Linked DNA regions of Mus musculus: regions 2 and 3 are each linked to region 1. Evidence: chromatin loops called from intact Hi-C (ENCODE). Cell type or tissue: heart. All regions are shown on one strand.

Region 1 (8,000 bases):
CTTTGGGCCAGAGCAAGCAGGGACTGAGCAAGTGGGGGCAGACCAGAGCAAGCAGAGGCCCTAAAAATTCAATCCCCAACCACCACATGAAAGTTCACAACCATCTGTACGGCTACACTGTAGTCACATCCATAAAATAAATAAATAAATTCTATTTCTAGAACATCCTTGATAATATTGATGAGTAAACTGTTATTGGCATGATTTGTCCTAATAGTTGAAAAATTTTAAATAGAAATTGAAGGACACCACACAGAATAACTACAGACATAAGAAAAAATAGCAATACTAAAGAGCTCAATAAACTGATGCAAGATAAGGTATTAAAATAATTTTAGAACCTTAAACCCAAATTTTCCTTATAGTTCCTTAAATGTAAATTTCTACAATAGATACCAACTCGAGCACAGCTTTTCCCCATATTGAAAATGTTAGAATGAAATTAAATTCCTTCAAATATCAAAACAGAAATCATTTTTGGTCCAGACAGTCACCGGAACCTAAACAAGAGCCACTTCTACCATATCAGTAAATCTTCTGACCCATCACTATATGCAAATCCACTGAAATTACAGTCCAACTCTGATGAATTCTGCCTCGAAAACCACCCAACCTCTGGTACCTTGACTTATTGTGTTTTGTGTTACAAAATCCACTAGAGGGACTGGAGAGATGGCTCAGCAGGTAAGAGCACTTACTGCTCTTCCAGGGGACCTGGGTTCAGCTCCTAGCCTCCACTAGCCTCCATGTCAGGCAACTCATAACTCTAACTCCAGCTTCAGAGCCTCTGGACCCTCAGAAGACACTTGCACTCACATACACATTATCCACATGCGAGCACACACCTATACATAATTTACACATAATTCTTAAAAATACCACTACAGTCTGGGTAAGAAAATCTCCTCCTAAAACTATCACCATTCACATAAGCCTTCCTCCAATGTCTGCTCAAACAAACATACAGGATCTACAGCCTGCTTTTAAATGTGTGACACCAAAACTAACCCTATAGTACATTTTTTAATGTTTTATTATATGTGGCTATTTGTGTGGATAACAGAAAACAATTTAGGGAAGTTGATTCTCTTGTTCCACCATATGGGTCTCTCAGATCAAACTTCTATCATTAGGCTTGGTGTCAAATGCCTTTATCCAGTCAGCTATGTCATTCATTTGACAGTTAAAATTTTAATCAAAAGATACTACAACTTAATATCACTTCAAAACAAAACAAAACAAAACAAAATTGTATACTTATTTTTACTGGTTTACTACTATCTACTCATACTCTAGTTAGATACAAAAATCAAATTTTCTAATCAAGCAAATTTGGCCATTAAAAAAAAAAAACCTATACTATCCCATGTCGTGTAAAAAAATTCTATAATGATCCATTAAAGTTTAAGTTTTGCTAATATTAGCACCTACTTAAAAACAAGCAGACTGCCGGGCGTCACACTTTTAATCCCAGCACTTGGGAGGCAGAGGCAGGCGGATTTCTGAGTTCCAGGCCAGCCTGGTCTACAGAGTGAGTTCCAAGACAGCCAGGGCTAAACAGAGAAACCCTGTCTGGAAAAAACAAAACGAAAGAAAGAAAGAAAGAAAGAAAGAAAGAGAGAGAGAGAGAGAGAGAGAGAGAGAGAGAGAGAGAGAGAGAGAAAGAAAGAAAGAAAGAGGAGAAAAGAAACAAGCAGAACACGATTACTAGTATTTCTAACTTGCCAGCAGTATAAAATATTTATTTTTGAAGTTTTAAATAAACCTAAGGCATCTCTGAAAAACCAAAAAGCACCTACCTTTATATAGGGAAATTAAAGGTAATTATTATTTTAGGGAGCCTATTATTTGGAGTTTGATTTCATTTTCAAATCAAATAGTTCTCAGATGGCTAGGCTATAAACCACTCACAGACATCAATCTGCTTCATTTTCCACCATACACCATTTATTTGTAAGCACTTTAGAAAGGCTGTATTTACTGATACGTTAATGTGCAGGCCACTCTCAGCCTGGAGCATCTGGTAAGGTTACAGGTATCTCTAGACTGCATCTGAGAACCAAAGTGCTCTGCCAACACATGCACTACCTTATGTGTGTCAATAAAGCATTAATAGGAATGCAAAAAATAAAAAAATAAAAGTCAAATACAGTCTTTATTTCTGGTCTAGAGTTAAAAACAAAAACAGGCACTTTTTTAAAAATGAAAAGGTTTCACTTTAAAATTAAGGATCTTGCAAAGTCAGCAAAAGTGAAAAGTGGAAGAAGTTGTCTGTGCATTTTGAACTTTTCCTTTAGCTTTAAGATGACAACAGACTGGATAGGCAGAGCACAAGGGACCATTTAGAAAACATATTAAAGACACAAAACCTGAACACAGACAAATATTTGAATGTAGACAACCATTTCAGTGTACTGGATTTTTAAACACTTCCAACTTGGAATAAAATTACCTTACAAAACTACAAAGGTGACTTCTGAGAAGGAACTGTTGTTGAATATACAAAGCATTCCCAAACATAAAACTGTTGTGAAAGTTACCACCCACTTATTTGGAAAGGGAAATCTATAGGAACACGATTCCATCTCCCTAAAACTTCTCACTATAGAGAGTAATAGAAAATGTATTCAGTTTTGAACATTAAGTGTGTCCCTTGTGAACAGATCTGGTTAACGTTCTACCATTTGCCAATAATCTAAGGATCATATTGCTGTATTTTATTAGGAACTGTCCAGATGATTAAAGAGAAATCTTTGACTAAGGATTTAATGAAAATGAAGCAAAACACTCTTAACACTTGTCTTCCCAGATGTTGAAAAGTGGAGATGTCCCCCTAGGATTTCCAAGAAAGTACCTATGTGTAAGATTTATTTATTTTTATTTTCTTTTGGAGGTAAAAGCGTACTGATTGGATCTAACGTAAATGCAAATAACAAAACCTTAGAAATAATTTTACAAAAATAAAATTACAATTAGATTTCCCGAAGGGCCTACAGATAACAAGAATTATAAGCTTTTCTCCTAAGCAAACAGTACCTCAATTAAGAACTACCGGGTTTCTTTTAACCCAACTTATTTCTTCTATGAAACTTTGAAGTGAAGACCTAAAACAAAACGGCAAAAGGTAGAGGGGGCCCGGCGGAAGTAGAAACCAGGGCTTGCAACTTCACAAGAGTGGCTCGGGTTCCTCCTCCGCCGCCCCAGGACCATCGGAACTCAAGAGGCTACACCACTAGAGAGGCTTCCCACTCCAGGCACGGGGGCAGAAGCAGCATCTGAGTTTCTCTCTCGCCTTTCCACCTTGCAAGAAAGGCCCCTTCGGTATAGCTCAGGGCCTGGAGGCTCCCGAGGCCCGTTAGCCAGTGCGATGTCCCCATCTTACACAAACAAACAAATAAAAAAAAAAAAAGAAAGAAAGAAAAGAAAACCACACAAGTGGCGGAGGATGCGCGTGTATGGCCAGAAACGTAAAGCTTCAAGGACCAGCAGCTGCTGGGAACGTGGCAGGCAGGAGCCGTGTCCAGTGGCCGGGGCTCCTGGATGCTGCTGCCGCCGCCACCGCCGCCGCTGCCTTCTCTCCTAGCCCAGGAAGCAGCACGGCGGCAGCGGCTGCTCCGCGCCGGCGGGAGCCGGGGAAGCCCCGCGGCGGGCAGCGGGGGCCCGGGCCTAAGCTCCGGAGCGGCTGCGGCTGCGGTAGCTGCGGTGGTGGCGGCGGTGGCGGCCCGAGCACGGCGACGCTTTACGTCCCGTCCACCCCGCCACACACCCCCTCCCTCCTCCAGCGCCGCCACCCCCTCCCCGCCCGCCCGCCCGCCCGCTCCGCTCTTCCCTCTCTCGATTGGAGCCGAGACAAAAGCAACGGGAAGCGGCGGGCCGGGACGCTACCCGCGGACCCCGGGCGCGACCGGACCAGCCCCGAGGCATTCCCCCGCCTTGAGGGGGCCCCCAATCCGCCTCCCCCGCCGCGTGCCCCGCCGCCAGACTTCCGAAAATTGGCCAAAAACTCACCGCATGAATTTTCTTGTCCCGCGGATCCAAGATGGCGACGTATCCACCGCGGAGGCTGCTGGGAGCAAGACCTTTACCCTCTGACCCCCGCCGTGACCCCCGTCGCTCCGACTCCGCTCGAAGGCGGCGGCGACGGCGGCTGCAGCAGCAGAAGCCGGCGAGCGAGCGAGGCTCGCCGAATGGACGGAACGCCGCCCGTACGCCAGTCGACCGTGAGAAGCACAACGCTCGCCTGGAGCCTTCCCGGGCTTCCGCCGCCTCCCGCGGAAGGTGCGGCGCTGTCTTGTGGCGGTGACCGAGGAGAGTGGGGCCTGGGCGGCCTCTCCGGGCTCCCGAAGCCAGACCGCCGCCACGCCGGGAGCTGCTGCGGCCACGCCTGGAGCTGCGGCCTGGGGTCCGAGCGAGCGGGCGAGCGCGGCCTCGGGGGCGGGGAGAAGCCGAGGGTGGCGTGGGTCCGCCCACCGGGGGACGCGCAGCGTGTTTGTGTTTGTGTTTTCCTCGGACACCCCGCCCCCGAGCACCTCCTGCGGGCTGTCCCCGGGCTGTCCCCAGCCTGCTGCGCGGCGCGGTGCGGTGCGGTGCCTGCGGTGCTTCGGTCCTCCCACCGCCCCGCTGCCTGCGCTACCTGGGTGCGCTCCCCCAGACACCCGCCGCACGCCGCCCGCACCTCCCGAGCAGTGAGTTCCCCTCCGCTGGAACCTAGGCGTTTGATCGCCGCCCCCTCTTCCTTTTCATGCTCCCCTTTTTTTTACCTGCCCCCCCCCCCCCCGGTCTAAACCTGGTGAGAGGAAGTAAGGGGGAAGCGTGTTTTTAAAGCACTGCCGGGAGTACTTAATCTAACCGAACGGTGTTTGTGGCACTTTATTTAGTTCCCGCCCGGCGCGCCCTTGGTAAACCTTAGTGACCAGCTGGCTCATCCACTAGACCTTTTGAAAATACGGTGGCTGTGGTTGGGAACTAAAGTGTTTTGCTCTCCAAAGCCGGACTGTCCCTGAAAGTGAAATTACTTTTTATTGCTGTAATACTCTTAGTTTACACCTTTGAACATCCACAAACTTCGTGTTTTACGGTTACTTAACTTGCTAAAAAGCCTCTTTGTGCTTTGAAGTTGCGAGTTTCATAACGTATCGCTGTTCATGTTTGAGTGGTAGAGCTTACTAATGCGGATTACTACTCATTTGAAGTAAATAAAGTTTCTGCTGTAGTTTAATAAATTACCTCCTTCCAGCCCGCCAGTCTATATAGTTAGATATAGATTCTGTGATAAACGGAAGCGATATATATTTTTATCATAGAAAGCTAAAGGCAAGAAATAGGATACAATAGCCTACGGTGAAATTAAAAGTACCTTTGTCATGGTTTTGAAAGTAATTTGACATAGCAGATATGCAGTATCAGCAGATATGCAAATTTGTTTAAATGCGGACAGGAACTGGTGTAGCCAGTAGAAAAAAAAGGTTTATTTTGCTAGGTTGTTCATTTCATTAAATACTCCTTTTCACCGTTTTGTGTTTTGTTGGTTTTTCACTTTAGGGAAATTCAAGAAGGAACAACACAGTCCTACATGGCCCCTCCCCCAACCGTGCCTTCCTGTCTCGTCTGCTTTCTCTTCCTCTCAAGTTAGCATCTACTGCCATAAGGTAGTGTGTTCAAAGACTGGCTACTCTAGGCGTGTGCAGCTCATGTGCGTGAATGCATGCAATGCAGAGCACCTTAATCTGGCTGCTCGTTATTGGGAGCCCTTAATGTGTATGTAGTAGCATTATCACATTAAGTAACATTAAATATTCTAATTCATTACTCTTCTTACGTATATTAACTTAAAAACACATTTTTGTCAAAATTTAAACATTGCTGTCACTGGGGAAGGTCTGAGAGTATTGCTATGCTTGGACTTTACCAGGTGAGATAAGACCATTTTCTTAATTAATGTGTGGAACAGGGATGCTAGGAAAAACTCCATGAACGTCCTAGCATTTGCTAAAGGCTGTATTGATGGCTCAACGTGACGATGTATGCACTCAATAAAAGATGTATGCACTCAATAAAAATCTTAAATCATCCTGTCGCACCGAAAACTTCTTTTCAGGGCATAATTTCACAGATCTTTATATCTAGCACATGGAAAGCAGAGACAGGCCAATCTCTGAGTTCCAGATCAGCCTGGTCTGCATAGCTAGTTGCAGATGACACAGGAATATATATATATATGTATATATATATATATATATATACATATATATATATATATATATATATACACACACACATACATATATATTAATACCTTGTAAAAACAAAATGACTTCATCTTCAAAGCCAGACATAGTGACATTTGTTGTAACCTATTACTGTGGAGACTTAGGCATGAGAGTCAATCAAAATTTGAGGCTAACCTGAACAACATATTCTATAAGATCTGTCTCCAATAAAACAGCTTCATAACAGTTGTTAATAATGATCATAGTTATCCAATTTGTCTTAAAAATATTTTTGATAGTGAACAGGTCTAATAATTTTGTTACTTTTGCTTGAAAATAGTTCATACTGATGAGTATATTTATGTGGTTTTGAGAGATGTTGTTTTGTGCACCTCATAGAAAACTCGATTGGATTGAGGGGGAAAGGCTTTATTAAGGAAAAAATGAGTTTGTATATATTTGCAGAAGGAAAGGCCTCCCTTAAAAAACAAACCAAAAAATGTGGATATAATACTAGGTTGCTGCCGGGCGGTGGTGGCGCACACCTTTAATTCCAGCACTTGGGAGGCAGAGGCAGGCGGATTTCTTAGTTCAAGGCCAGCCTGGTCTACAGAGTGAGTTCCAGGACAGCCAGGGCTACACAGAGAAACCCTGTCTCCGAAAAACAAAACAAAACAAAAAAAAAAAACAAAATTACTAGGTAGCATGTTTGCCGTGACAAGGAACGGAAAGGACAAGGACCTCAGACTGCCTGGAAAAGCATGGCTGACTTCTCCCTCGCCCGAATCCCATCAGCAGTGACCCTGTTTACAGATTTAGCCTGGAGTTAGGAAGCCACTGTGACTTCTGTCTGCATCCATCTTAGCAGCATTTACTGAGAACTCTACAAATGTTCTGAACCCCGCCCCTTCTCAGCAGCCCACTCCTGTCAACTGTTCCTGTGTACCAGCCAGAAGCATCACTTTAATGTTTTTATTCAGTTATGTTCCTTGGTGTTTTAAAACCCTACTCTAGCTCCCATATGTACATATAGAGTAAACCCAAATGGCCGCTCAAGCTCTGCCTTCTCCTATGCTCTGGTTCCAGCCTTCTTGCACAGACTGCTAGTTGTTTCCCCAAATCCTTCTCTTTCTGAGTAGTAAATGTGGGCACATGGCTACCTGGAGTAAAGACTTCCTAGCCTACGTCAGAGCCACGTGATAGCACTGATGACCAGTTGATTACAATCTCTCCCTCTCTCTAGTCCTTATCATGCAGTATTCTCCCAGAACAACCCTTAGAATAAAAGCAGGTGCCTCTCATCCCTTCGCTCCTCCCTGTTGTGCTCGGCCTGCCAGTGTAACATGTACACATAGGAATTGGTACAACCTTACACTGGTAGTAACTGAGACCCTTCAGGGCTTCATGGGTCAGAACATGGTAACTGCACTACATTCCTTTCAGGTTTTGATCTTAGGGGAAATTGGTTGTTTTTTTGGTTTGGTTGGTTTGTTTTTTAATCAAAACCACTATTTAGAGTTAGACATTGAGCCACCTCTAATCCCAACACCTGGGAAGCTGACTCAAAGAGATCCGCACACATTTGAGGGTAACCTAGACTCGAGGGAAGGAAGGGTCATCCTGGGTTACGTTGTCTCTGGCAGGCCTTCCTTGGCCACCCTCCCTCAGATAGCTCCCTTCATTGTTTATCCTCTAATATTACCTTCTGTAGGAGTAATTGCAAAGTGTGGAAAATCAAGCTAGGAAAACATAGCGCTAAGCCGATGAGATGTCTGGAACAAGAGAAATCAC
Region 2 (8,000 bases), 190 kb after region 1:
ATGCTGATGCAGTTGCCCTGTACTGAAATAAACGCAGCAGAATAAATATAAATGATGAGAATAATAAACTGTCAGTGCTCTGGAATCTCGTGACAGACAATAGGGCGTTGGATTTTCCATAGTTTCTATTGGAAGCTTTTAAGAGGTTTTTTGTTTTTAATATGCCGTGAGAAAGAAAAAAAAAGAATATTAACCTCTTAATATAAGCAGTAATAACAACAATATTTTGATTCCAAATATTAACAATTAAAAGCAATCTCAGGGAAGGACGGGAAGGAACTTCAGTGTGTGTGGGTACGCTTTCTTTCCTTACGGCCCATGCGGAAAAGGACAGTGTTTCAGTGTATACATCTCTCAATAGATGTTGGTTGATCATTATTATGGTCTAGGAAACATGGTCTCTAGCTGTAAAAGACAGCTCATGGACATGCAAGTAGCCTCCCCTTAACAAAACCAACCGAATCACATTTAAAAGGGGAGAACCCTGTGCCTGACTTGCTTCTTCAAGCTAGTATCACGCCAGAGACTCAAACTCCCACAATCCTTCCTCTTTACAGTGAAGTTCTGCATAGATATCCATGTTATCTCAGGTTCACAACAACCCTAAGTGGCAGAGAAGAGTATTATCTGACCGATTCTGCCTCGAGGAAGCGGAGTGCGCAGGAGGCAAGTGACTCATCCAGGATGGAACTAGTTATAATTTGTTGAGCCAGGACTAGCACCAAGCCACCTGACTCTGAGCTTCAGTTGGCTTCCCGGTTATTTTGCATTTAAACAGAGAGTCATCTGGGTGTCACTAAAAGCTGGCTAGAGAGGTCAACTCTGGCCAAGGCGCGTTATCACGAATCTTTCGAAAATATGACCTCATTTTATATTTATGTGGAGCCGTAAAGAAGTTGAAGGCTTGAGACTGTGATCCTTGGCAGCTAAATCTTCCTCCAATTGTATGTCATAAGAACTGACAGAGACTCTTCCGTTCATGGAAGCCAGCCAAGAAGGGATGGGCGCGTTTAAGCAGCAACGTTGGTAAGCTGGAAGTCTCCGAAGCCGAGTTTCTACAGGCTTTAAACAGCGTCTCATCAAAAATGCACCGGACTCTAAATCCTTGGGTGCTTCTTAAGAGCTCAACTGACTCTTTAGAATCAGGCGCAGAAATCAATGATGCGTGCCCTGAAGACATCTAGCTTTGCCAAGTGAAGATTTCACTAGAGTGTTCCTCTGAGTGGGTCTGATAGTTAGCATTCCTGAGTGAGCTGTTAAGCTCGGATGCAATATAAATAGAAGGAACTTAGTGGCTGGTGACAGGAGACTCATCTCTTCTCTGTCCCTCTGCAACCCTCCCCCCACTCTATATCATAACTTAATGGCCTCTGATCAGTTTTCAGGTCCCAAAGAAATACCCTTTCCTTGAGCCATTAGTGTGTTAGTGGTTTATTCGGTGGGTCAATATCTAAGTTGGTGGTCTCTCGTAAATTCTAAAGAGCTGTGAAGACAGAAGAGAATCTCCAGGGTCCGTGATATAAGAGAGTTGACAGGGATGATATTTAGCACCGGAGAGGCCGACTCATTTCTTGTGCCCAGAGAGAGAGGAGAGGAAAGACTTCTTTCTTTTCAAGTCGCAGGGCTGTGAGATCACACACGAAGTCTGGAAAGTGCGAACGGAATGGCTGATTTTGCTTATCTTTTGAAGTTCACTAGACTCACGACTTGCTATACCCTTGAGATTCTATCACTAAAGATGAAAGTCAAAAATTCTATGGGAGCAAGGCATCATGGCTCAAGCTTATATTACCAGAACTTGGGTGCCCGAGGCAGAAGGATCACCCACATTTCAGGCTAGGCTAGACTATAGAGTGAGATTCTATTTTAAAGAGAGAACTGGATGGAGGGCTCAGTGGTTAAGAGTACTGACTTGTCTTCCAAAGGACCTGGGTTCAAATCCCAGCACTCATGCATCAGCTCACAACTCCGGTTGCAGGAAACCGGTGAAACCTTCATCGGCTCTGCAGAATTCTGCACGCACACGGGGCACAGAAATCCACACAATTATACCTGCTCACACACAGAAAAATAAAAGAGAAATAAATAATTTTACAAAGTGTATAGGTAAGGGCTGGTGAGAAGGCTTAGCAGTTAAGAGCACTGACTGCTCTTCCAGAGGTCCTGAGTTCAATTCTCAGCAACCACATGGTGGCTCACAGCCATCCGTAATGAGATCTGACGCCCTCTTCTGGTGTGTCTGAAGACAGCTACAGTGTACTCACATATAACAATAAATAAATAATATTGGGCCGGAGCAAGCGGGGCCAGAGGGAGCAGGGCTGGTGCGAGCTAGTGGGCCAGAGCGAGCAGAGGTCCTGTGTTCAATTCCCAGAAACGACATGATGGCTCACAATCATATATACAGCTACAGTGTACTCATATACATAAAATAAATAAATAAATCTTTTTTAGAAATTGTGTAGGAAAAGAAGAATGAAAATTTAATAAGAGCTACGTACCCTTTTAAATTTTTCATTGTCCCTTTTCTTGTTGTTGGAGCATTGGCTATCTCCATTCCAGCTGTTACAGGTGGTTATTTTAAAAAACCAGATAGCTTTCAAAGCCTTAATGGGGCCAGTATTTACCATTTGAATCCCAAGCCCCAACACTCAAGTACCTTTATTATAAGTCACAGAAGTTATTAGAATTGTACTTGCTTATGTTGTGTGGTTATTTTATAGTACTCTATTCTTGGGGATTAATTAAGTTGATACACAGAATCTGACCTTAAGCAACAGGCAAAGCAGGGAACTAGTACCTTGAAATTTAAAACTTGTCTTAAATGTATTTTCCCAGGTTAAACTTCCACTATGGGATCAGAGGTGCTTAGGGAGTGTGCGATACTCCTGCTCGGCTATTATGAATGCCTCAAAGATAAACTTATTTACAACAGTGTTATGCCTGCAGAAAAATCAGAAAGGATTCAGAGTTTCTATGAGCCCATTGCCCAGTTTCTTGTGTGTGCATGTGTGTGTGTGTGTTTTGTGCGCCCGTGTGTGTGCATGTGTTTGTATATGCATGTGTGTGTGTGTGTGCATATGCATGTGTGTATGCATGTGTGTGTGTGCATGTGTGTGTGCGTGTGTGTGTGACACATGCTTGTGTTCCCTGCATATGAGCCAGTGAAAGGCATCAGTGTGTGAGCATTTCTCTTCTGTTGCCGTCTGCCCTTGAGACGGGGTTTCTCACTGAACTGGAAGCTCATCATTTTGGCAGGGCCGGCTGGCCAGCAAGCTTGAAGCATTTGCCTGTCTCCATCCTCCAAGGGCACAGTCACACGAGCACCCATGCCTGGCTTTCTATGTGGATGCTGAGGACTGGAGCGTAGGTCCTCACACGAGTGCAGTCCTCACTCTTACCTCAGCCTCTCCACAGCCCCTCTCCAGTTAGCCATATGCTGCCCTTTACACATTTGAGTCATTTTGACACATGATTACTAGCTAAAACCTAGAATTTCATTTACACTTTATTCAGACTCCCTTTTCCATTCTTCTTGGGGCCCATACAAGCAAGATGTCACATTGCATTAAGTCACCACAATGCTTTAGAGAGACATACTATACGTACACACACACACACATGCACACACATTTATAATGTGTATGTTTTTCAGGACTCATCTGTTGTCCTCACAATCACGAGGTAATGAGATTGAGAAAAGCTGTTAAGGGTGTTTTAATTGCTAGCGACTGGGAATGCTCAGGTGGAAAGACGATCATCTCCCGGCATGAGGAAAAGCTGCCTGGCTGGAAGCAGCATGGTCCCCAGTGAGCAATCTCAGCTGGAAAGGCACTTCACACACAGAACCTCCCAACAGCATCTGTTCTCCTAATAACCGATGTCAATGTGCCAGAGGTCACCAAAAGTCTGTTGGCTGTGTTGAATCCGTTCCCAAGCCTTTTAACGCTCTCCTGTACATTTTCCGTGGGAAAAAGCAAACAAACAAACAAAAACAATGCTTCAAGCTTCTAATGGAAGTTAATGTAAGACAGTGCTCTCTTTATAGAAACTGCTGTAGGGTCAGCATTGCTGAGCCACAGTAGATGTGGAAACTGCCCACGGTGTCTGCCATGCAGAGGTCTGAATAAGTCATGAGATTTATGCTGAAGCAAACATTTCTTTACGAGAAAAGTAAAATCAGTGAGCCTGTCTCCCGAGGCCACCACCTGAGTCTATTCAGACGATGGTGGGACTCTGGCACCAAGCCGTGTGTGTGGACGAGCGATGCCACAGTTGAGGAGAAGCATCTCTGAATGTGAATATAGGAAACTGGGGGGCCATGAAATGTTTGCTCCCAAGAATTAGCTACCTTCTCCTCTGTTGCACAAGGGGTATGCTATTTTCAAAATACAAAAAGGAAAGTTAACCTGGACATAATACCCATGCCTGTGTCCTGTGTGTGGTTCGGGGTTTGGTTGATGAAAATGTTTCATTATTTGTGTGTTTAGTTACTCTGTGCCTTGGTATCCCACTGTAATCTGTCCACAGTGTTCAAGGACTTCAAGAACAGCCCATATTTGCTTAGGAACCTATCTTTGCTGTCCCTACTTCATCCTAACTGAGGCTTTCTTTTTTTTTTTTTTTTTTTTTTTTTGGTTTTTCGAGACAGGGTTTCTCTGTGCAGCCCTGGCTGTCCTGGAACTCACTTTGTAGACCAGGCTGGCCTCGAACTCAGAAATCTGCCTGCCTCTGCCTCCTGAGTGCTGGGATTAAAGGCGTGCACCACCACGCCCGGTGAGGCTTTCATATATCCCGAGTCACCCGCTCCTCATATGACGTAGGGAACTTAAGGATCATGTCTAAGAAGACACAGATAAAGCCAGAATTCGAACTCCAGGGCGAGTCAGTCAGCCACAGAATCTTAGCTCCTAACCAATCACTACGTCACACTCCTTTTTTGTGTTACGAAGTTTATCTCAAAATGCCACTGAGTGATCAAGTCTTCAATAGCTTGTCAAGGTCACAGTATCAACATGTTTCAACAAGGACACATGTTTCGTGGTATCAGATAGAGGTGTTATTACTCCCGATTACCGAAAAACATCAAACAGTCTCATTCTCACTGATCCGCTGATGGAAGTGGCTTCCAGGGAAGCCTGACATTCCACGGTCCTGTGACATGGAGCTGTAGTACGTGTGACTTGGCACTCAGCTTCCGAAAAGCTAGCATCATGGTGGAATCTGGTCAGGACGTGGTTGTCCCCAGAGGATGGCCTTTTATTCCCTCTTCCCAAGACAAAGGGCTATGCCATGCTGTGTGGAGTCCTGGGAACAGTGGGCAGAAAGAAGGAGAGGAGACCGCGGTAGGCACCAGCCTTGACATCCAAGGGACTGTGCCACAAGGCAGAACAAGGCTCTGGAAATAGGGACTTTTGCCATCTTCGCACAGAAAATTCCATACACATCAAAGGTAGCAAAGGATTTCATTATTGAGCCAGAGTTGTACTTTAATGTTTACATATATGTATATGTGTAAACACACACACACACACATACCACACTTGCATGCACACAGTAGTTTGCCTCAATTCAAGCTCAGCGTCACACAATATCCACCCTCTCCGACAGCTCCACACCTCCCCAACCCTGTCACAAAATCTCTGTATTTAGTGGGTCCAAGTCAATATGGCCTTTTCTTCTCAAAAGCCTCAAAATGCTAAGACAAGACAGGCTTATTCTGACCTCTGTGCTTCTTCCATAAGAGAAGCTGTGTTTTCAGAGCCACCAGAGAAGTGTTTCCTTCATAGTTGTGACAAAAATCGAATACCGTGTTTTCTCAGTCTCTGGCAAACACTTTATTCTCCTCATTGGAAGCCCTTGGAAGCCAAACCTGAAAGGGTCCTTCAGAAAATGATATGGGTGCTTGACAGAAAAGTAAAAGAAGTTGTGAGAGAAACAGCAGCTTCTGTTAAGCTTGTCCCTGAGTGCTTTTCTGTGGTAATGTCCTCCTCAAACTTGAGCAAATTAGTTACAACGTCGATAGAAATAAAAGAAGTAATCTGTGAAGAAAATCCCAGCAAAAAAAGGATCCGTCGAACAGTCGGCTAAATCCTGGAAAAGAGAAAAGAGAAAGACCAGTGTGAAAGTTAACTATCGTTAGTGTTTCTTTTATCTATTGAGAGTTTAATTTCCTACTGAAAAGAAAAATGGCGGGGGTGGTGGGGTGGTGGGGGGAGCTTGCTTACTGGTGCGGCTACCCGGAAATGGTATGCGCTGTCGGAGAACCGGGCCACGGGAAGCCTCCAAATGTGCTGGTATCCCTAAGAGATGAAGGAGACACGCCCATCTCAGCTCACATGTTACAGCTCAGTTGGAAGGAGAGCAGGCTAGGGAGGCACGCCCTTGACAACTGTAGGAGAGGCTCTAGGACAACGGTTTTTGATCTATGTCGCTAGAACAGTCTGTGGTCTCTTAAGGATGCAAGGAAGATGCCGAGCCAAGCGAGGTGGCCAAGTTCAGCTAAGAAGGGGCACTGGTGTTTGGTTCCAGGCATCCTTCCCTCAATAGGGAGCAGAGGCTGTAGTCCTAAATAACCTCTGCTGGAACCAGGACATGATGTTAAGGAGCCAGGAAACATTACCTGTGTCATCTGAGCATCTTCTCCATCGCTCTGGGTTCTTTCCCGTTGACTGCGGAAACATATATTCCCTAGCGTGTATTTGCACTGGAAGACTATCAGTGGCTCTGTTGTGCTTGAAGAGATGAAGAAAGAGAGCAAAAGTAGTTAGTAGATTCTAGCAGACTACATTTTGATAAGAAGATGAACTAACTAGTGGGCACAGAGCTAACCCTCCCTGAGGCTGTGCCATACTCAGGGTGACTATTGCTCTGATGGATACCATGACCAGAGCAACTTGGGGAGGAAAGGGTTCATTTGGCTTATGCTCCCACTATGCTGTTCATCGCTGACAGAAGTCAGGACAGGAACTGAAACAGGGCAGGAACCTGAAGACAGGAGCTGATGCAGAGCCATGGGGTGGGGGGTGGGGGAGGGGGTGCTGCTGCTTATTGGCTTGCTCTCCATGGCTTGCTCAGCCTGACTCTCCACAGCATGCAGTTGGGCTGAGTGGCACTCCTCCATTGATGAGTAAAACTAAGAGGGAAGGGATATGAAGCCCAGAGGAGACAGAAGAGACAGAGGTGGCAAATGGTCAAAGATGGGAGCACAGCCAGGGAAGGCAGAGAGGATAGAGGAAGGGAAACAGAAGACGCAGGAGCAAGGGGTGAGACTGGAATTGAGAAATGGAATAAAGCTTTCACAGGAGAGGCTCCTTGCACAAGTTTGAGTGAAGTGGGCTGAAAGTTGATTATTGAAAGTATGAGGTGACAAGCCAGATAGGGCAGCACACACCTAGAATCCTGGCACTCAGGAGGTAGTTGCTGGAGGGTTGCCAGGCCAGACTGAGCCTCACTGTCTGAAAATACCCACGCCACGGACAGGAAACTCAGTGGTAAAGCACTTGCCTGACATGCTTGGGTTTGGTCCACACCGCCACGTGCACACGCATGCGCACATGCACACAAACACACACACATACACAATGAATTCTGAGCTACAGAATGATTCAATTATAACGTTTTCAAGTTTTAGAGGGATTGCAGTTATAAAGCAGGCTTATTATTCATTGAGTGCCCTGTGGCTCAGGAAGGGGCACTCACTGTCTTTACACACCCATCCTCTTACAAATAGGCAAAAGAATGGCCGGGAGCCACACGTGAAGCCTGTTTCTGCCATTTACTAGCTATAAATTCAAAACGTGTCGTTTATGTGTGTTACATGTTCATGGTGTGCATATGTGGAGGTGACCTCTGGGTCAATGTTGGGTGTCTTCCTCTATTGCTTTCAACCTTAGTTTTGGGGACAGGGAGGCCCAGAGCTCACCCAAGGCTAGACTGGCTAGCCAGTGCATTCAGGAGTCCTCCTGTCTCTGACTCCTCAGCGCTGGGCTTACAGACAA
Region 3 (8,000 bases), 250 kb before region 1:
CACTCTTGTGTGTATTGTATGCACATGTGAGCTCACTTAGAAGCGGGCACACTCACCCTCATGAGTGACTGGGTGGAGTCCAGATGTTAATATTTGGATGTCATCTTTTGTCTATCAGTTTTCTGCTCTTTTTAAAATTTAAAACTGTCTGATTTTCTTTGTGAGTTTGTGGGCACACACATACCGTAGCACATGTGAGGGGATCAGGTGACCATTCCTGGGAGGCAGTGCGCTCTCCTTGTACCACGTGAGTCTCAGGACTGAAACACAGTTCACCTGGCCTGGCAGCAAATGCACAGACCTGCTGAGGCACCTCACCAGCCCACATCTGATTTTTAAAGACGGGACGTCTCAGTGACTCTGAAAGTCATGGCTTCAGCTGGACTTCAGGCTGTCCGGAGAACTCCCGGGATCCTCTCGCCTCAGCCCCCAGCACTGAGGTTACAGGCCTGCGCATGCGTACGCTTTGCACATAACCCACTGAGCCATCTCTCCAGCCCAACAAACAAACGTTTTGAGACTTCTTGATTCTTATACACAATTTATAAATACACTTTGAAAAAAATTTTCTGATGTGTGGCTCCTTTTTTCAACTATGGGGTCGAATGCGTTTTGGTGAGTAGTGGCGCTTGATTTTGACATTTGACTGATAAGATCTCTCATAGGCGACTCTTGGCATCACGCTTGAAACCTCTTTGTTTAACAACGGGCCACAGAGACTCTTCCTTGGAAGACTTTTAGTTTTAGGATTCATGTGTATATATGTGTATACATATATAGTCTCTCATATACACATATATCACTCAAAGACAGCTTTGTTTATATATAATGCATATATGTTATATATGTTTCTTCTATTCTAATAAAACATTTCTATGATCACACATGCACACGCACACACACACACACACACACACACACACATATATATATATACACATATATATATATATATGAGAGAGAGAGACATACACACATATATATAAATGGATAGACAGATAAATAGATAGATAGATAGATAGATAGATAGATAGATAGATAGATAGATTATATGCATATGCATTCATTCATCTTTTTCTGGACTTCCAATTCTGTCCCATCTACTTAACATGTCTGCCTGTTCTTTATTCATTCTGTCCTGATTACTGTAACTTTCTAGTAAAATTGGCTATTTGCCCTTCAACTTTGTTTATGTAATTAGTGTGAGGGGGCGATGTTTTTGTTTCATTTTTGTCTTAACTGTTTTAACGGATAGTTGCAGTTCCTTTGCTTCCCATATAAAATATTAATCAGACAGTTCTACTGAACTACATATGCTATCATTTTTAGTGAATATATTCACATCTTAATCTAAAAGCTAATGAGCTTTAAGGAGGTCCACTGATGCTCTGATTATTGTGTCTTGAGGAAGGAGCACAAAGAGGATCAAGTATCTGTGGTCACTAATGGGTGGGATAGAGATGCCAACAGCTATTAATTAGAAGGTCACAGGCTTGGGGTGGGAGAGCTCTGACTCGGATACCTGGCTGATTATTTTGTCAAGCTCTGGTGTGAGCTGGAATGCTGATCTTTGGCCTTCTCATTAGTAAAGGAAACATGAAATCAACTTTGTAGACACTTTTGAATAGTAGATAATCTGACCTCTAAATTGTCTTCTGCTCTAACTAAAAGATAGCAGGCATTCACTACTTATTATAATTACCAAGACTATAATTTTATATATTACATAGCACATATTATCATGGAATAGTCAGAAACAATGACAATAGCCCTTTGGAGGATATACTTATAAAGAAATGACCAGCTTGCTAGTCCATAGCCTAACCACCAGTTTAACAGAATATCCCGTTGCCACTCTGAAACAGTCATTGGCTCGAGTAGATGGTTTGATTTGGTGTTCTTGTAGAATATGTATGGATAAAATCATATCAAGTAAAAAAGTTCTCTAAAGGATCAGACTTTATTATGCAAAATTCAAAGCCAAAGCTCGTTAGTAAGCATTATCTCACTGCAGACCTGAACTGACTGTGATTACTTGAAAGCTGATGTAGGAGCCACTGTTTGAAGTGGTTGAACCCTGTAGAGGAACAGGTGCCACAAGGAACAGGGTGAAAACCTCACTGCAAAACCAAAGAAAACCTGTTGTGGTTGTTGTTATTTAATCAGTCTCCGTTTTTGACCCCTTATTCTTACCGTGCCTTGGCTGACTAAGCACAATGTGTTCCATCCTCTCTCTACTGTACTTTAGTGCCTGCCCAGGTGACTGACCTGCACGTCAACAACCAAGGGATGACCAGTAGTCTGTTCACTAACTGGACAAAGGCACTGGGAGATGTAGAGTTCTACCAAGTTTTACTGATCCATGAAAATGTGGTTGTCAAGAACGAGAGTGTTTCCAGTGATACCAGCAGATACAGCTTCCGCGCCCTGAAACCCGGCAGCCTCTACTCCGTGGTGGTGACCACGGTGAGTGGAGGGATCTCCTCCCGGCAGGTGGTGGCGGAAGGAAGAACAGGTAAGAAATGCAGATAGGCCTTTGTAACTTACAGAGACCTCCGTATGTGGAATTTTTAAACGTCCTAAAGTCAGGCCTCTCTGTTTCCTTCCTAAAAAGCCAGTTTTCCGTGCCAGGAGTACCTGGAATTGAAACTGGCTGATGGGTGAGAACAGGAGAGAATACTGAACCTTTCTTATATCTCCAGTAAACACATCTCAAGTCATGATAACCACTTGGTGTCTGAGCCTTTTCTAGTTGGGAGCTGTTTTCCTTTAAATTTGTGTTTTATTTTTCAATTAAGGTAAAGAAATAATCAACTATCTTCCACACACATAGTCTTATTTTCAAGACAGAGAAGCAAGATGATATCCACTTGACAAGGTCAAAATTGGGTTGATGTAATTCTCAGGTGGCATTTGTAGAGTCTTGCTGTGTTGCCCAAGTTGGCTCTGAACTCTTTGGCTCCTACCAGCCTCCTGCCTCAGCCTTTCCAACAGCTGGGACCACTGAAATATAAAATGTGCCCCTGTAAAAGTCACATATCTGTGTGTTGTAAGCAACATCATCGAATGTTCGCTCAGTGTTGTATGTCAACTAAACACTGCTTCTTACAAAATAGGATGTAACCTAAGACGACAAATAAGTATCATTGTGGCTATCTTTGTCAGAGAGGCTCGGCACCAGAAGAGGAAGGGGAATTTTTCTACCTAATCCATTGAAAGTACATAACTTATTATTTCACACAATATGTGAAATTTATGTTCCGAGTTTCTTAGGGAAAAAAAATACAAAAGCCTAACCAAAGCTTTGATAACTATGGCTAAACTCAGAATCAGGTCAATAAACTTGACCTCTTAATGTTATGTAATCATTACAAGCTGGGTTTCAGGGGTTCTCAGTCCATAAACCTAACACTCAGATATTAATTACCAGCTGTAGTGTCATACAAAAATCTCTTTCCAAAATCATCCATCTCACCGACTTCATTAACCCAGAAAGCACGGCTTTCTTTAGCTCTCAGGGAGTGGCTGAGAAACTGAAGCCAGGGCTCTTGGTCTCAGTAGAAGCTCACTGATGCGTGCCAGTGCTCTCATTCCATGACAATAGACACTGTCACCGGTGTCTTTCCTGACACACTCTTTCTTCTCTTGTGCTAGTTACTGGCACCGCACTTTAGTGTGGTACAGTTAAGAAGAACTTGGCATACATCTTCCAGTGAGTTGCATCCTGCATTGGTCTGGTTAGACTGAATGCCATCCTGTCTCAGCTCCTGATTGGTCAACTCTTTATATGGGTTCTTCTCCAAGTAGAGAAACTAGGGACCCAGGCTCCTGGGACCCAAGAGTTTCCTTCCTCTGGGTTCTCGTAGCTCTCTCCACTTCTCCAGAGAATAGGGGTACAGCTCAGACATGGCCCAGATCATTAGGCCTGGACATAGAGAGAGGAAACATGAGACACTACTGTGTACAGACAATGACACACACAGAAGCCCCCTAGCCACACTACTGTGCACACACAGTGACTACAGATTCAAGGAGCTCCCTGCATTAGTACAGTTTTTACAGAGCACACTGTAAAATGATTCAGTGATAATCATTAGTAATTCCTTCAAATACTCGATATATTGCTCAATATTCAAGTGGTTTTGAACAGTCTTCTACTTTCTCAGATAGGCTTCCACAGAGTTGAAACAAGCATGCAAGAACATTTGCAGCCTAGATCAAATGGGAGGAGCTAAAATTTAAAGCATCATCTATTCTATCCATCTAGTCCCGATCTGAGAAAAACGTTCATTCTAGAGAAATACCAAGTAACTCTTAAGTCTATTTTGTCCTAATCAAGTGAGTTATGCTTTTGGCAAAACTCTTCTTGGTAATTCTATGTTTTCTAAACAGCCTGTGCACGGCTCATCAATTGTGTGTGTGACAGACTTGGAGCTTAATTCATAAAAATCAGGAAGTATTAGACCATAAGGACTTGGAGGCTTCACTGAGGTCAAATCCTATCTTTTGCATGCAATGTAGTGGTCCTGTTAACTATATGAAAATAACCAGCTGAACGTTAAACCGCCCCTGATGAAAACAAGCGTGCAGTCTGTGCACACTCTGAGAGTTCGGTCTACCATCACCAAAGGCAGTTCTGTGTCCTAGCGCTTACCTCCGATGCATAATGAACATTTTATTCAACACTCCCCAGTTACTAATTCCTCATTTCTACCTTGTAGCCAGGAAAAACCTTAAGGTTTATCTGTTCCATTTTTATACTTATGAAAAAACACAAGCTTCTTGGTGGACATTTGTAGCATTGATCTCTAACTGATATAAACAAATGGTAATATTAACACCAAAGAGATGGTTGCCCAGTCAGTCACAGCAGAGAAAGCTGTGACCAGAGGGGCAGGCTTCCAGCATGCACTTTTAAGCTTGTGGCCACTAGAGGGCAGAAAACGCTTTCCAAAGGGACAGCAGGGCCTCCCGCTGTGCTTTCTATTAAATTCGCCAGAAATAAAAAACACATGAAAGTCAAAGGCAACACAGTCTAAATTCTTCAGAAAAATCCATGGAATTTTTTCTCTTTTGCCCTCAAGTATCTTTGTTTTTTATTTGTTTGGGTGTTGTTGTCGTTTGTTTGTTTGGGGTGAGTTTGGTTCAAACCGATTCATTTGAACTGCTAAAACGTGTTCCCTCTCCTATTGAGACCCTCTTGGCTCATTCACAAAAAATACCCCTGAAAATGTCTCCCCTCACCTAGAAATCCCATAAAGTCACAGTGGCAGCGTGCGTGCGTGGATCCTGAGGCACCTAAAAGCCCTCCTTGTGTTTTTCTTTCATCAGCCCTCGGATGGAAGAGAGTTTATCTTCCTAAAGCCACTTGGGATCCTGGTATCTCCTTAACTTCCAGTCCAATCAAGTCAGCCCTCCCAGCGCCCAGGTTTTATTGAATGCAATGGTTAACTCAAACTTCTTGCTTTGTTTTCTTTGACGACTTTCCCCCTGGTTTGAACTCACAGTCCCGTCCAGCGTGAGTGGGGTGACAGTCAACAATTCTGGCCGGAATGACTACCTCAGCGTTTCCTGGCTGCCGGCGCCTGGAGAAGTGGATCACTACGTGGTGAGCCTCTCCCACGAGGGCAAGGTGGATCAGTTCCTCATCATCGCCAAATCTGTCAGCGAGTGTTCCTTCAGCTCCCTCACCCCGGGCCGCCTCTACAACGTCACTGTAACCACCAAGAGCGGCAATTATGCAAGCCACTCCTTCACCGAGGAACGGACAGGTAAGGATTATGAGGGTACAGGGCCACCACGGAGACTGTGAGGCTCCGGGGCGTCAACAACTTGCAGTGATCCTGAATAAAAAGGCCGTTAACATCACAAAACTGCCCAAGAATCTTCCTATTCTGACTGAAGAGACTCGGTACCTGATTACGTTTGCAGGAAGACTTCCCTACCTTTCTTTTTTTTTTTTTTTTTTTTTTTTTTTTTTAAGATTTATTTATTGGTTATATGTAAGTACACTGTAGCTGTCTTCAGACACTCCAGAAGAGGGGGTTATGGATGGTTGTGAGCCACCATGTGGTTGCTGGGATTTGAACTCCGGACCTTCGGAAGAGCAGTCGGGTGCTCTTACCCACTGAGCCATCTCACCAGCCCCTTCCCTACCTTTCATAGTTGGAATTCATATTATATTTAAATATAGAATAACAAATATTTCTGTTTTAAGAGTGCTTTTTGGCTACTGGAATGTGGGTTCACATGCATTAACTAATTAATCCTTACACGTTCCTTTCTGAGATGGGCGTTATTATTCCCATTTTACAGATTAGGAAACCAAGTTTTGGTTTGGTTTGGTGTTTTGTTTTTATTTATTTGAAACAGGGTTTCTCTGTGTATCCCTGGCTGTCCTGGAACTCACTCTGTAGACCAGGCTGGCCTCGAACTCAGAAATCCGCCTGCCTCTGCCTCCCAAGTGCTGGGATTAAAGGTGTGGGCCACCACTGCCGGGCCTGGAAACCAAGTTTTAAGACAGCTAAATCATGTGTCCAACGATTTGTTACTGATGAGCAGCCACGAGTTTTAGATCTTGGACTTAAACTTAGCTCTGTTCCATTCCAGAGCCTAAAAGTCTCTTGGTTTTATAATCTTTCCCAAAATATGTGATGGTCAAGACTACTGTGCGTCCTTTGAACACAAGGTAAAAATGTGACCCTTTGTAGTCTCCAGACTAGGGAGCAAAACTCTCAGCCGAGGATGGTCAGGTCTTTGATGTCCTGGAAGGAACTAAATATAGAGAACCATGACTTTAGATCCACTGGTGCTTTCTGAGGTGTACGTCTGAACTTCCTGCTCGAGGCTGACGTCGTTTTCTGTCAAGTCTTTTCCACTAGACTCTGGGGTGACTCTTGCACATGAAACTGTTCTCTTTCATACAGGACAATGATGTCACCCTGTTAGTGAGCTCCGATGCTGGGGCTGAGCGGGAACTTGGTAGTTCCTGGTAGACGTATCATCAGAAGCAAGGTTTTCCACCTGGTGGCCCCTAGGTAGACTCTAGAAATATAGTAACCCCTGAAGCTGTGCCAAGTAAAAACGGGTCGGCAGTTTCTTTTTATGTATATCTTTAGTATTAGTTAATTATGTGTGTCTTCTGGTGGATGTTTGCATGTGAGCGCAGGGGCTTAAGGCGTCTAGAAGAGGGTGTCACAAGCCCTGGAGCTGAAGTTGCTGGTTGTGACGAGACAGATGCTGTGTGGTGCTGGGAACCAAACTCGGGTCCTCTGTAAGAGCAGGAAGCCCTCTAAACCGCTTAGCTGGCACTGTAGCCCCTGAGTCTTAATGAGAAACGATATTTCTACCAGGTCTCAGGCCCATACCTTGTGTCTTCTCTCCCCAATTAAGAAACCCCTGTTTACATCGCTACAGAATGCTTGCATTGAAATGGTCCTTCCAATGGTCCCTCTATCTTCTGATTTTGGAGATGATGAAAATCCCAGAAGCAAAGTGTGGCTTTTCCGAAGTCACAAGTCTAAACTGTGCCAGAGTCCAGGCATTATGTCACACCTTATTTAGAAGTGCTAATTGAGAACAGAGATTATCTCTACACAGCAGATAACCTGAAGTTTAATTATGCTGATAATTGCAATCATGACTTAGATCAGAAAAGCCACTTTTCACTTCCAGAGCAATCGTATGTCAGACCACCATATCGATCAACCCTGGGCCTAAAACTGATTAGAAATTAAGGCTATGTATGTCTCCTGACTACTAACCCACGACTTCCAACCCACTGCCAGTTAGCATTCCCTGTCCATGTGACTCTAATATTGTAAGGCCTTTTGCTAAGGTCTTCCCAAATGCGAGAAAAGCTATTTTCTGCTCAGAGCAGCATCGTGACTCTTTCACCAGTGTGAACTCGGATTTGGTCCTCGACTGGCAGAGGCCAATGACTCTTACTGAGGACTCGTGTCTGAGCTGCTGTCCTGCTCATTTGGGCTGAGTGTCTTCAC

Evidence for each region. Hi-C counts contacts between places; a loop is a spot of excess contacts. Peaks named below come from ENCODE experiments on the same cell type or tissue, not always from the same donor. Only the 100,000 strongest peaks of a DNase experiment are listed, where the experiment ranks them.
Region 2: a loop joins it to region 1, with 2.5 times the contacts of the local background. A loop is called at or near these places in 5 of 42 quality-filtered maps.
Region 3: a loop joins it to region 1, with 2.6 times the contacts of the local background. A loop is called at or near these places in 7 of 42 quality-filtered maps.

The regions. Positions count from the first base shown.
Region 1 is chr10:116,577,445-116,585,444 of GRCm38, forward strand. Cnot2 (CCR4-NOT transcription complex, subunit 2) reads right to left here and starts at 4,067. Exons shown (of 16, transcript NM_001037846.3): 1 at 4,009-4,067. In heart, no CTCF peak of the experiment used is centred here; DNase peaks (open chromatin) are centred at 4,067, 4,337 and 5,617; H3K4me3 peaks cover 3,474 bases; H3K27ac peaks cover 2,103 bases.
Region 2 is chr10:116,770,722-116,778,721 of GRCm38, forward strand. Myrfl (myelin regulatory factor-like) reads right to left here. Exons shown (of 25, transcript NM_001033333.3): 23 at 6,623-6,734; 24 at 6,228-6,302; 25 at 5,824-6,093. The coding sequence ends at 6,007. Among named protein-coding and RNA genes, the nearest start is that of 4930579P08Rik, 45 kb to the left of the region's middle. In heart, no CTCF peak of the experiment used is centred here; DNase peaks (open chromatin) are centred at 950 and 3,810; H3K27ac peaks cover 1,089 bases; H3K27me3 peaks cover 533 bases.
Region 3 is chr10:116,325,702-116,333,701 of GRCm38, forward strand. It overlaps Ptprb (protein tyrosine phosphatase, receptor type, B), which reads left to right. Exons shown (of 32, transcript NM_029928.2): 8 at 2,249-2,515; 9 at 5,508-5,771. Among named protein-coding and RNA genes, the nearest start is that of Gm26495, 11 kb to the right of the region's middle. In heart, a CTCF peak has its summit at 4,920 (motif pointing right); no DNase peak of the experiment used is centred here; H3K4me3 peaks cover 921 bases; H3K27ac peaks cover 579 bases.